Linked DNA regions of Homo sapiens: region 2 is linked to region 1. A link is a contact called in ENCODE Hi-C or POLR2A ChIA-PET data. All regions are on one chromosome and are shown on one strand. The core of a region is the stretch at or near the end of the contact, and the rest is flanking DNA. Distances in the headings are between cores, read along the strand shown. Region 1 overlaps TGFBR3 (transforming growth factor beta receptor 3). Region 2 overlaps TGFBR3 (transforming growth factor beta receptor 3).

Evidence for each region. A loop is a pair of places that touch in the nucleus more often than their neighbours do. ChIA-PET counts read pairs that join two places held with the same protein, here RNA polymerase II (POLR2A). Pooled maps may share reads with other maps.
Region 2: a map of endothelial cell of umbilical vein shows a loop between it and region 1 (2.1-fold over the local background). The contact joins two enhancer-like sites. A Hi-C loop is called at or near these places in 3 of 168 maps with a recorded cell type or tissue (K562, endothelial cell of umbilical vein and natural killer cell) and 2 of 50 pooled maps. POLR2A ChIA-PET finds 5 or more read pairs at or near these places in 3 of 52 experiments (WTC11, activated CD8-positive, alpha-beta T cell and naive thymus-derived CD4-positive, alpha-beta T cell).

Annotation. Positions count from the first base shown.
Region 1 is chr1:91,711,785-91,718,008 of GRCh38, reverse strand. TGFBR3 (transforming growth factor beta receptor 3) reads left to right here. Exons shown (of 17, transcript NM_003243.5): 11 at 1,301-1,441; 12 at 1,615-1,773; 13 at 5,467-5,766. Among named protein-coding and RNA genes, the nearest start is that of TGFBR3, 170 kb to the left of the region's middle. Within about 2 kb of position 4,393, at least 18 of the 41 ENCODE cell types and tissues checked have a DNase peak (open chromatin) inside an H3K27ac peak, as active enhancers do.
Region 2 is chr1:91,775,542-91,781,720 of GRCh38, reverse strand. All of the region lies in intron 3 of TGFBR3 (transforming growth factor beta receptor 3), which reads left to right. Among named protein-coding and RNA genes, the nearest start is that of TGFBR3, 110 kb to the left of the region's middle. Within about 2 kb of position 4,345, at least 5 of the 41 ENCODE cell types and tissues checked have a DNase peak (open chromatin) inside an H3K27ac peak, as active enhancers do.

The DNA of each region.
Region 1 (6,224 bases), core at 3,144-5,643:
CAGTGTCTACAGATATAATGAATGTCATATATTACTGAAATACTTGATTATGGCATTTTAAAACTGGGGTCCAAGTTAACACCAAAAGTGGCTACAGTAATATGTCTGTTAAGAAAAAATAAAAAAAAAAAAAAGTCAGTTGCTTCAGGAGAGAAAGGCATGTAATGATCCCTTAAAGTTCCTTTTTTTCTCACATATTTTTCTTTTCTTTATTATGATCTTTGAGTTTAGCAATATCCTAGATGCTTCCTTTAATTGGCGTCAGTACTTTCTTTGGAGGACCTGGTACAGAGAGAAAGGCAGTTTGTTTTTTTTTTTTAATTTTCTTCCCATCCTACTCCCTTTGGAGACTGTTTTAGCTGTTCTCACCAATTATAATTGTTTGTAGTAATTTTCAGACTTACTATATATTTCTATTTTGCATCATGTTCAGAATCCAAGCATGTGAAGCAAAAGAAATTAGGATTTCATTTATGGCGTCATGACCCTTGGGTGAATTTTCTCATCCTATTTAGAAATAATCCAGGAATCATAATTTCAACCTATGTCAAGATAGATTCCGGGAATATATCTGCAGGTGGATAGCGAAAAAGGTGGAAAAAAAAGATTCCTGGAATAAAACGTATTCTTTTCCACATCCATACACCATAGAGAAAGATTTCTTAGGGAAGAAATGAGCAAAAGTTAGAGGGGTACAAGAGCGGCAATGAAGAGATGTGCTCCATAGTAAACATTAGGTCCTTCGCTGCTGACTCCAACCAAACTTTCTACAACTCTTAAAGGATATATATAACCAAACATTAGGTCCTTCGCTGCTGACTCCAACCAAACTTTCTACAACTCTTAAAGGATATATATAACCAAAGCTTCTTGTATTCGCCAACTGCTAGTAGTTCTTAGAGTTTATAATATAAAGACTCTTAAGGGGAAGCCCCTTCTCACGGTATAGGCAAGTCTCTTGACAACTCCATTCAACTCCATTCTAGTATCTAGTGTTTTCCCACCATTTGAAATCATTTGTAATTATTCAATATGGTTACAACATAAATATTTATTTTTCACAAGAGAAGATACAAATATTAGTTTAGCTTTTAACTTGAACCTGCATTGGGTTTCTCCTTATTCTTCATCACTTTGAAGATATAATTCGAAAAAGCCTGGATGTTATTTTATTATTTTGTCTTAAAGTCAGATTTTCAATTTGCATCAGAATGATTACATGAGTGTTTGTGTGAGGCAGAACCAAACACACATGGTTTGGTGTTTTTATAACATTGGCTGTGCTTTCTTTGCCTTTTAGATTGTGATACAGGTTCCAGCCCTTGGGGACAGTAGTGGTTGGCCAGATGGTTATGAAGATCTGGAGTCAGGTGATAATGGATTTCCGGGAGATATGGATGAAGGAGATGCTTCCCTGTTCACCCGACCTGAAATCGTGGTGGTATGTGTTTGTTATCAGTAGGGGGTTTGTGGAAAATGCTGTCTATTTTGTTGGCTTTAGTTAGGGACTATCTGAAAATAAAATCAGATGTTAAAAGCCAAAGCTCATGAAGCTACAGGGCCTTCATCCTTCATATGACTGTCATTAATCTTCCTGTGGGTTGTTATTTCCAGTTTAATTGCAGCCTTCAGCAGGTGAGGAACCCCAGCAGCTTCCAGGAACAGCCCCACGGAAACATCACCTTCAACATGGAGCTATACAACACTGACCTCTTTTTGGTGCCCTCCCAGGGCGTCTTCTCTGTGCCAGAGAATGGACACGTTTATGTTGAGGTGAGACCTGAAAGTTAGCCTTGACCTTTTAGGTTAGTGCTGGGCTATAGTTCCTTAGACATCAGCTAAAATACCCTGTACAGACCTCTTCCTGTCCTACCTCACAGACCTTCAACAGGTCTGATGAGGGATTGGCTCAGAGAACGCTTCCAGACTGACTTCTGACCAAAGCAGGAAATTTCAAGATTTAATACATTATGCTAAGTGAAGACAGTATTTTGTAGATGAATGTTAACAAAAAAAAAAATTGGCAAGTGTGAATTCTACTGGTAAAGCCCTGTCCTTTGCTTTTGGAACAGTAGTTCAGTAGTTGCAGTGTTAGAGTTAACCATGGAATATTTCAAAACCACCTCATATGTTATCTTTTATTTCTTTTTTTTTCCCTGCACAGTCCCCTTAGCCCCCAGCAGGGCAGCCAAATCCCTGTGGGTCCATGCCGCCACTGAAACTGACTTGTTATCTTTTAAATTGCACTCACTTTTAAGTGAAATGCTATGTGCTATTATAACTCATGACATTTTTTTTTCTAGATCATGATCTGAGTATCTGTATAAACTTATTTAAACTATTTCCTATATATAATGTTAATAATCATGTGCAACCTAAATCTGGAATCTGGAGTGACTACACAATATTAGGCAGTGGCGGTAATAATGAAATAACAACATCTAACATTTGCTGCAGATTTATTATGTGCCAAACAGAGTTGTAAGTATTGCAGCAGTTAGTTAACTCTTTAGAGCCATCCTATAAGGGAGGCTAATAATATCTTCATTTTATGGATGAGAAAATTGAGGCACAAATTTGTCTGAGGCCACACAGCTGGTACTAGTGGAGTTCAGATTCAGTGCTCATAGGCCGTGTGACTCCAGAGCTCTGACTGATCTTCGCTGGATACGACTATCACTTATCTCCAAAGTGCCATTTGAAAGGGGAGAAAACATAACGTCTTATCAATGCAAACATCCAGGTTCAGAGAGTGGATTCTAGAAAAGATAAATGTCCTTATGGCACCAGGATGTCTGCTGTTTCTTGTGCCCTGGGTACAACCTTTCATGTTTCAACCTTAGTGTTTCAAGTGGGCATATCATCTGTTGGTCTTATGGGAAGGTCCTCATCTAATGAGCTGGTTTTGGTGCTCAGCTGCAAGCTCAGCTTCATAGTGGGAGGGGTGAGAAGCTTAAAGGGTCAAAGTGGGGTACTTCCATATGTTAAAAGTGACTTTGGTGCACGTGTTTCTGTTTTGGAAAGACACATAACTCTCACATTCGCACTGACTCTGGGACAGAGCCCGCTGGCGCTAGATGTTGTTTTCCTTGATCATATGGATTCTGCCCCTCCCCCATTCTGAGAGTTCTCTTTCTTTGAGCACACCTTCTTTCTCCATTGGGGAAAATATACTGCCTTCTACATGCTTTTCCTAAGCCAAGATGGCTGTTTTTCTCTTGCTTTTCTGGCTGTACAGTTCACATGGGCAGTTGGTCAACAGCACCCTATTGCGCTGTGGATTTCAGGGGTGCTGCATAATTGCAGATTGTTCTTTTCCAAATCTATGCCTGGCTTTGCTGATTTATGCTAATCAGTGGTCAATCTTCCTCCTGTACCTTACCCTGGATATTTTGGGTTTTTTCCCCCATCCTTCAAATGCTGGCTTACTTGAAGTGTGTTATTGGTAGTTTTTTTTTTCCATTCTTGTTTTCCCATTTATACCTTTTCATATATCACCTATATTTCTCATAGTTTATCCTCTATTCCCTCTACACCATACAGTCCCTTTCATAATCCAAGTTAACAGTGTTGCCACCTGTTCATTGGTCATCTCCAGGTGACTGTTGGTCACATAATGGCAGTTTTCTTTTGGTTCATTTGTCTTGGGGAATTTACAAACCCAGTTGTTAATAACCCAAAATTTTAAATCTAGAATACTACTATTACTAATAGGTAGCATTTATTGACACTCTGGGAACTGTGTTGTTTGCATGTAACTTTTACTTTGCTAGTTTTCACAATTATGATATCTTGTGGGTATTCGTGTTCTCATTCTGTAGGTGAGTAAACTGAGTCTCGGTGCCCAGCACGTGAGCAGGAGAGCATGTAATTTTTATGAGCTCGTCTCACTACAAAGCCCGTAGTCCTTCTCCTACTCACTTCTGGTCTAAAAGTAAAATCCTTTTTAGTAAAAGATTTGCTGATAATTTATATATATAAACTATATATACATAAAATATATTAAAAAATAATATATATTTTTTCCCTCTGCTACAAAGGTATCCCTTTTTGGGATACCTTAGACATTCTGCCGCTACATACTTTCTTTTGAGATTAGAGAAGAGATTTGCAGTCCCTCTGTTACACATTTTGGCATGTGGTTTCTGAGTTCATGTTAAACGGCAGTTTTTAGTAATAGCACATATGTAATTTGCCACCTTTCCAAGATAGAATATCTTGTTTTTCAGAAGTATTGCAAAAATACTGAAGTGTTAGTATTTACAGAATGTCACCACAGTGACATTATCAGAATCCTCTTCATTAGCATTTTCACTGTTGAGTGTCCTGCAGTTAACCACCACGTAGGAATCTTTCACAACAGTGCTGCGGATTCAAAGCCCCATGTGATGTCAGGGGTTTCCCCTGGGTATCTCAGCGTGGAAAGTCTGTTTCTATCTCCATGTCTTTTGAAATGATTCTGCGGCTGTTGGTCTATGGGTAAGGACTAGCTGTTTCTACAAGTGTTTAAGTTTATTTTGATCCTAAATTTAGTCAAAGAATGAGGCATAGCAGGGAGGGGCAGTTCATGCAGTGATCCACGTGTCACCAAATGGAGAATCTCCTCTGGTCTGGGGATTTTAGCTAAGTTCAGGATAGTTGAGGTTTGAATTCTGTTTACACTTGGCTAAACATTACTTCCTGTTTCTAAGGAAAAGAACCTTAACAAAATTTGGACGTAGCCCATACAAGTGTTTTCAAAGGGGGAAGTATAAATGAGTCGGAAACGTTTCCAGATTAGATTTCCCCTAAACTACCCCTGGGCTTATGGAGCGAAGGGGGAGTACTTGGCAAGGCTGATTTGGATCTGTGAGCAGCTGGGACACTTTACCAGGCCCATGATGGCCTCCAGGTTGCACCGTCACTGACACCCAGCGCCGGAGCCAGCTCTGCCTTCTCGCCGATGAAGCAGGACTCTCATCAGGCTTACTCTGACTTTTTGCAATTTAGAAGCTCAGTCTTCCTGCCTAGGTTAAATAGATTTTGCCGCTGAACTCTATTTTTTGGTCAGTCTTTAAAAAGAGCTTAGCTTATAAGTGTTGTACTATTAAAACATTAGGGACTTTGCCTACTGGTGTTTTATTTACTTCGGAAAATCCACTTTAAATGCAAAATATGTTTTTATTTTTAGCTCTCAGAGGACTCATTGGGAGGTGGAAGAGACTTACTCATCTTGTATTTGAATCTAATGGACTAATATTTGAAAGAAATAATTCACTGTCATCATCTATATCAAATTGAAGTGGAAAATATCTTTTTCTTTCAATGTGTGTGTGTTACTTTTGTAATTAGAAAGAAGGCTATAACTATGTTATGAAGATAAAGCAGCGTGTCATCTGAAGGGCTGTCTTGGCATATGGTCCTTGTGCCTAAAGTGAAAGTGAGATGCTAACTCATTTCCTAATTCATCTTTCTGTTCTTTCATAGGTATCTGTTACTAAGGCTGAACAAGAACTGGGATTTGCCATCCAAACGTGCTTTATCTCTCCATATTCGAACCCTGATAGGATGTCTCATTACACCATTATTGAGAATATTTGTCCTAAAGATGAATCTGTGAAATTCTACAGTCCCAAGAGAGTGCACTTTCCTATCCCGCAAGCTGACATGGATAAGAAGCGATTCAGCTTTGTCTTCAAGCCTGTCTTCAACACCTCACTGCTCTTTCTACAGTGTGAGCTGACGCTGTGTACGAAGATGGAGAAGCACCCCCAGAAGTTGCCTAAGGTTTGTGGGCCTTCATCCATTCGGATGGTTATTTTGGCATTTTTAGGTGAGGCAGAAAAGTTTAATCCCAAGGTCTTGCAGGTTGAGGTTTTTTGTTTTGGAACTGCCCAACTGAAATATTAAAGTCACTATTAGCAGGGAACTGTGAGTTTTATGGAGTCTTAGATAATAAATCCTGACAGCATGAGTTTCTTTTTTCCATGCGTGCTACTTAGTAGTACCTTACGAGTGATAAATCAAGACGCTTTTCCATGGAGGGAGATTTCTGGCTTTATCTTTGCTTTTCAGATAGTTTGCAGGCCAAAAACACAGCAAGCCGAAAGGACAAGTTCATTGTGAGAATTAATTTTTCCAGGTCCTGCTGGGACTGGCATTGTCATTGTTTTTTAACCTTTTCTGTGTGAAATATAAGGTTGACTTGTCTCAGGGAGACTTCTAGGGGAAACTAACAAATATTT
Region 2 (6,179 bases), core at 3,096-5,595, 64 kb before region 1:
TTTTTTAAATGTGTTTTAGAGCAATGTACAAGGGCAATTTTTCGTCCTGTTTTGTCATGTGTTCTTAAATACATTTCCTAAACACTTTCTCTGGCTTGGTGCTATTACTGTGTATACGTCCTACATATGTTTCCTATTTTTTATGACTCATACTTACGGTACTCATAAAGATTTATCCTTTATCTTGGCTCTGAGTAATGAGCCCACTTGCACATTTCCAGCAGAACTGTGGGTTAGGGATTTTACATTTCATTCTGCTGGAGAGGCCTCTGGAAGGCATAGCACAGGCAGCGCAGCATGTTCCTTGTAGGCAGTACTCACTTCTCCCTGAGGGAACAGTTAGCTCAGTTTTTGTGAATTTACTAATTTTTGTTCTCTAGCTTTTCCTTTCCCTTTGCCCTTTTTAGCCATTTTGCTGTTTGAGTGAGGCCACACAAGAGCATGAACAGATGAAACAAATGCTCTACTCCTTTTTGCTGCTGAGTAACTGTGGTGGAGGAAGAAATGGAAATAATGAACTGAAACGATATTATTACATGTGGCAACAAACTCAGGCAAGGAGTCTTCTTGGGTCCAAATAAACATTCAGACCCATGAGACTATCATAGGCCATGGGTGGCTTCATTATACTTAAAAGGGTATAGGACAAGGACCACAGCTTACGGCATGGCAGCAAGGCATTCCTCCTTGTTGTGTGCCTTGTGACTGTTCACACATCAGTTCATCAGTTCACATAGCCATCCAGAGCTCTCCAGCTGATGGCTCAAATGCCAGGAGATGAGATCTCTGTGTGTGTGTGTGTGTGTGTGTGTGTGTGTGTGTGTGTGTGTGTGTGTAGTTCTCTAGTTTAAAAGCCTTAGGAAGGCCGGGTGCAGTGGCTCACACCTGTAATCCCAGCACTTTGGGAGGCTGAGGCGGGTGGGTTACCTGAGGTCAGGAGTTCGAGACCAGCCTAACCAAAATGGTGAAACCCGTCTCTACTAAAAATACAAAATTAGCCAGGCATGGTGACGCATGCCTGTATTCTCAGCTACTTGGGAGGCTGAGGCAGGAGAATCGCTTGAGCCCGGGAGGCAGAGGTTGCAGTGAGCCAATATCATGCCATTGCACTCCAGCCTGGGCAACAAGAGTGAAACTCCATGTCAGAAAAAAAAAAAAAAAAAAAAAAAGCCTTAGACCCTTGCGGGAACTAGTAGGCAACTATGTAGGAATAGTTTTCATGGTACTCTGTCTCATAAATATGCCCCATTTACAAGAATCACTGCTCTCAGGGAAGCCCCCAGATGTCACTTCTTATCAGATGTCTTAAAATTTTCCAGTCCCAATAGCAAGCTGCCTTGTGTTATAATTGACATATTGTCTTACCAGATTACCAGGGTTACAGAATTGAGAGAGTTAACAGAAGATCAAATTCTCATGTAAAAGGGAAAAGCTTTGCTCACTGTTTATCCACACCTGTACGTTTTATTGTTTTTATTTGTGGTATTCCTGACTGTGATAGGCTAAATAATGGCCCCCAAAGATATATCCACGTTCTAACCCCTAAACCTGGGAATGTTGCCTTTATATAGAAAAAGCCTTAGCAGGTGTGATTAAATTAAGAATTGTGAGATGGAGGATTATCCTGGATTATCTGGTGGCCCCTAAATACAGTCACATGTATCCTTATAAGACAGGGATTTGATGACACAGACAAAAGGGAAGACTGTGTGACCATGCAGGCAGAGATTGGTGGTCTGGAACCCACAAGCCAAAGAATGCCAGCAGCCACGAGAACCTGAAAGAGGCTGGGAACAGGTTCTCTCCTGGAGCCTCTGGAGGGCATGTGGCTCTGCTGACACCTTGGTTTTGGCCTAGCAATGCTGATTTTGGACTTCTGGCCTCCAGAACTGTGAGAGAATAGCCTTCTGTTGTTCTAAGCCACCCAGTTTATGGTAATTTGTTACAGCAGTATGGGAAATGAGCACACACTCACATTAGTTTGAGTTCCATGCTCCCTCCTGTCTCCAGTTTGTTTACTCCTGTGTTCCCCAGCTCTGTAAAGGACGCTACCACACAGTTGCCAGGGCCACAGTCCTTGGCATTATTATCCATGACTTCCTGTGTTTGCTCAGATGTCATATCCAATCCTATTTGTTCTACCCTAAGACCATATTCTGAATCTGCCCACTTCTGACCACCACCTTCGGTCTGACCCACCATCACATTTTTACTTGAGAGGCAGTGGGCCTCTGGCCCATCCCTCTTAGGAGTGCAAGATCTGGGGTAGAGCGCCAGTGTTGGAAGCCTGGCTACACTGCTCATGAGCTGTGGGGCTTTGGGCAAGTCAGTTAACTTCTTTATGCTTCATTTTCCTCATGTGGGCATAATCATAGTATCTACTTCATAGAGTTGCTGTGACGATTAAATAATTAAAGCATGACTGGTGCTTAGAACAGTGCGTGGAATATCATCAGCACTCCATAAATGTCAGCTGCTATCATTGTTAGCAATTAAGATCTATTCTCTAAGTGGCAGCCAGCATGATCTTTTGAAAGACTTCCGTCCAGTCACGAAGTTCACCAGTTCAGCTTCCTGCCATGGTTTTTTACATTTCAATGAAAATGCGCAATCCCCACCAGAGCCCTGAATGATCTTTTCCCCCTTCTCCCAGCACTCTCACCATTGCTCACTGTGCTGCAGTGGGCCCTGACATCTTGCCTCCTGTCCTTGGCATGGGCTCTTTGTTTTGCCTGAAGTACTTCTCCCAGTTACTCATGTGGCTGCCTTCACCCAGTCCCTGCTTTGCCATTACCTCCACTGAGAGGCCTTCATTGACCACCCCATTTAAAATAGTCATAGCACCCCACAACAGACACACTCTCTTTTACTGTTTTACTTTAAAATGTAACTTATATTACCACCTGATATTTATTTTTAAATATGTTCACTGTCTATCTCTTCTGCTAGTATATCATCAGTATAGATGTTTTATCTTTAGTTGGTATTGCCAGGAATTAGAACAGTGCCCACTACATAGTAAGCAGTCAAGAAACATTTGTGAAATAAACATTTGCATGAATAAATAAGTATGTTGATGTAGCAGTTTAGCAAATAGGTTAAGTCTAGAAATTCTATATATGGAAGTTTCTCATTAATTATATTTTTTGAAGATCTAGTTATTGATATTGGTATGTATGGCTTGGGCATAAAGTAATGTTTCTTAAACCAAGGCTTCAAGGTATAGAAGACAGCACTGGATTGTGAGTCTTAATAAAAGACTTCCCTCTTTTTTGGTCTTCCCTCTGTTGTGATCTTTTTTGTTTAAACTTGAGGGCAAATGTGTAGACCCATTTGGATCTCAGTTTCTTTTTTTATTTTCTGTCAATATAAAGACATTGAGAAAATTAATATTTCAAAATACCAATTGAGAATTAGAGTCAAAAGCATTTCTGGAGTTGTTAAACTACAAAATATCCTTAAAGAAACCCTCAGCATTCAGTGAATAAGGAACCACCTAAGAGCTGAAATGTAAACTAAGGGTGTCTCATGTCTTCTTATGTGTGTTTTTTTTTTTTTTTTAACCTAGATTAAGTAGGATTTACAGATCTGGGGGCAGATCTGGTCTCTGAATACTTGGGAAAATGCTTTTGAGTTTCATTGCTTATATCTTACTGCCTTGCACAGTAAAAATTTCATGATTTTCCAAAGAGCTCTACTGTTTCGTCAGGACAGAGTACATGTGAATCTTTCCCTGTCTTTCTTTTATTTATTGAAATGCAGAAGATTAGAAGAACTAATTATTTCAGTTTGTTGAGTGGAGGCCTCTCTCCACATAAATTAGAACCAGGCAGTTGGACAGTCAGCTGCAGCTGCCTTTGTGAACTGGGCACCGGTGCAAAGCATTGCAGGAGTGAGGAGACAGGCAGCCCTCGGAGCTCACGGTCACCGTGCATCCAGGGACAAAGAGCAACACCTGTAACAGAAAGTACGGAGACGTAGAAACATCTCATCGCCCTAAATACACGAGATAGAAACTTAACCAAATAGATGTAATCAACTACAGCTGGGCTGAGATAAACACGTTAAGTGCTAAGTAATCAGGCATGTTAGGGGGATGTGGGGCTGGGGCTAGGGCTGGGGCTAGAGCTGGGGTTGGGGCTGGGGCTGGGGGAAGGCATTGCTGGAATAATTGGAGCCAGGTGTGCTTGCCTGGTGCTGCTTTTTGGAGGTGAGAAATTGGAAAGGTTTGAAATGGGGATGTGGTTTGGCAGAGGGCTGAAAGGAGAATTTTCCAAGACTAGGGGAGGAGACTGGTAAATAAAATAGAGCCGAGTTGAGTATGAAATATGTTGAGGACAGCAAGTACCTTGGCAGCTGTGAAAGCTTCATCTGATGGTTTTGCCTGTTGGTGTTGATGCTGGGAGAATGGTCTTCAGCTGAACACCACAGGTCTTCAAAGCCAGGTGAATTGTGACAGCCTGTGACACTGGAAGGGGCAGTGTAGACAGGCCTCTGAAGATAAATGTTTGTCCCCAGATTTCCCCACTACAGATTGGGAGAAACCTCTAGCTTTACCTCACAATCCAGTGATGTCAGCTGCCTTGGAAGCAGTTCCTTGCTTTGGCACTTCCTATGTTCCTATTTTTTTGGAAGGTACCTGCCAGGGAGGAAAGGCAGCGAGCACAGGTGATTGAGTTTTTGTTCAGAGATTTGGGGTAACCTCAGAGTAGATGTGGTGTTGGGGTCAGGTGTGGAATGAATGTGGTCTTCCCAGGACCTTTGTTTGTTAGATTCAGAAGTCTCCAGAACTACGGTGAGATTTGGGGAGCAAAACCTGAGCTTGTCCAGGTTAGTGGTGCCTGAACAGGAACAACTAGCAAAGATGTTGATGTTTGTGCTACCTTTCGGCCCTCGTCTTTAATGAGCTCCAAATCCCAAAGGTGAAGGAAAAGCAGACAAATGACAGAACAACCATTAGTTCCTCATGAGGAAGCCAAGTGTTTGGAGGGTCATGTATGCAGCTGCCACCAATTTGTCACCCTGCTTGAAAATCCAGGGACCTGTAGGCAGGAGGTAATGGCACTACACTGATCAGAGCCAAAGTCAAACGCTGGTAGGCTTCTTTCCAGAGAATTACAAAACCTGGCATTTTATTTGTTTTTTTCAACACCCCTGGAAGGGAGATTCTGTTAGCTCTGTTTTACAGGTGTGGAAATTGAGGCTAAGAGAGGTTAAGTATTCTACCCAAGGTCATGAGCTGGGAAATAATTGGTAGAACCTAACCTTGAATTCACAACACACTTCCTATAGATGGAGTTGACATGCACTCTGAGTGGCTCTGGGCAAGGTGGGCTTTCCCAAGGCTTAGGCATTTATTCAATAATGAAATCATTATTTATTAAGCACCTGTTTGTAATGTGTCAGGCACAGTGCCAGGCACTGGCAGTCCTGACCCCCTACCCTTGAGAATTTGCCAAAGGTAACAAAAACACAGTGGATAGTGAGTTCTCCCTTGCTCCCGCTCCCATTTAGATGATCTCAAGCTCTTTACTTTGCTTAAATGTGGGCTTAGATGTTGCACCCAGTGTTGCGTGTTGACTTAATCATATGCAGGTAAGTCTTTGAGCTGCAATGAAACAGCCATCAGGTAAGAGTTAAATGTGAATAGCTGGGCTGTCATCTATAGGTGAAGAGCTTAGAAAGAGGGGCAGGTTAGGGCACCCTGTTATTAACATCAGCTCTGTTCTATACAAACAATTCTCTTACTGGATTACCTGTGCCAAAATATTGCTGAATAGCTTGGAAACAGGTTAGTATTTTGCCCTTTAGCAAAACAGACAAAAGAAAGACCATGGAGTTGAATTTGGAAAGGAATCTTGGAAAATGAATGTTTCAGTACAACAATGTATCATTCACATGCCCAGAAATTCAGCACTGCAGGGCTCCTGCTGGCAGAATCAGGTGAACTCTGGGATGCATTCTGATTTGGTCTTGAATTCTTGCATGTCTTGAGTAGGTTGAAAGTTGGTTATTTTTGTTTTGCTGGCAGTGGCCTTTACTTAGAAGTGCCCAGGAGATATTCTTGGGATAGATGCCAACAGGCTTTGTGTCTTTTCCCTTCAATTTTATAAAAATGTAAATGAAAGGATTTCCCAGCACCAAGTTGTGGAGCTACCTGGGTATTCAAGTGACAGGAA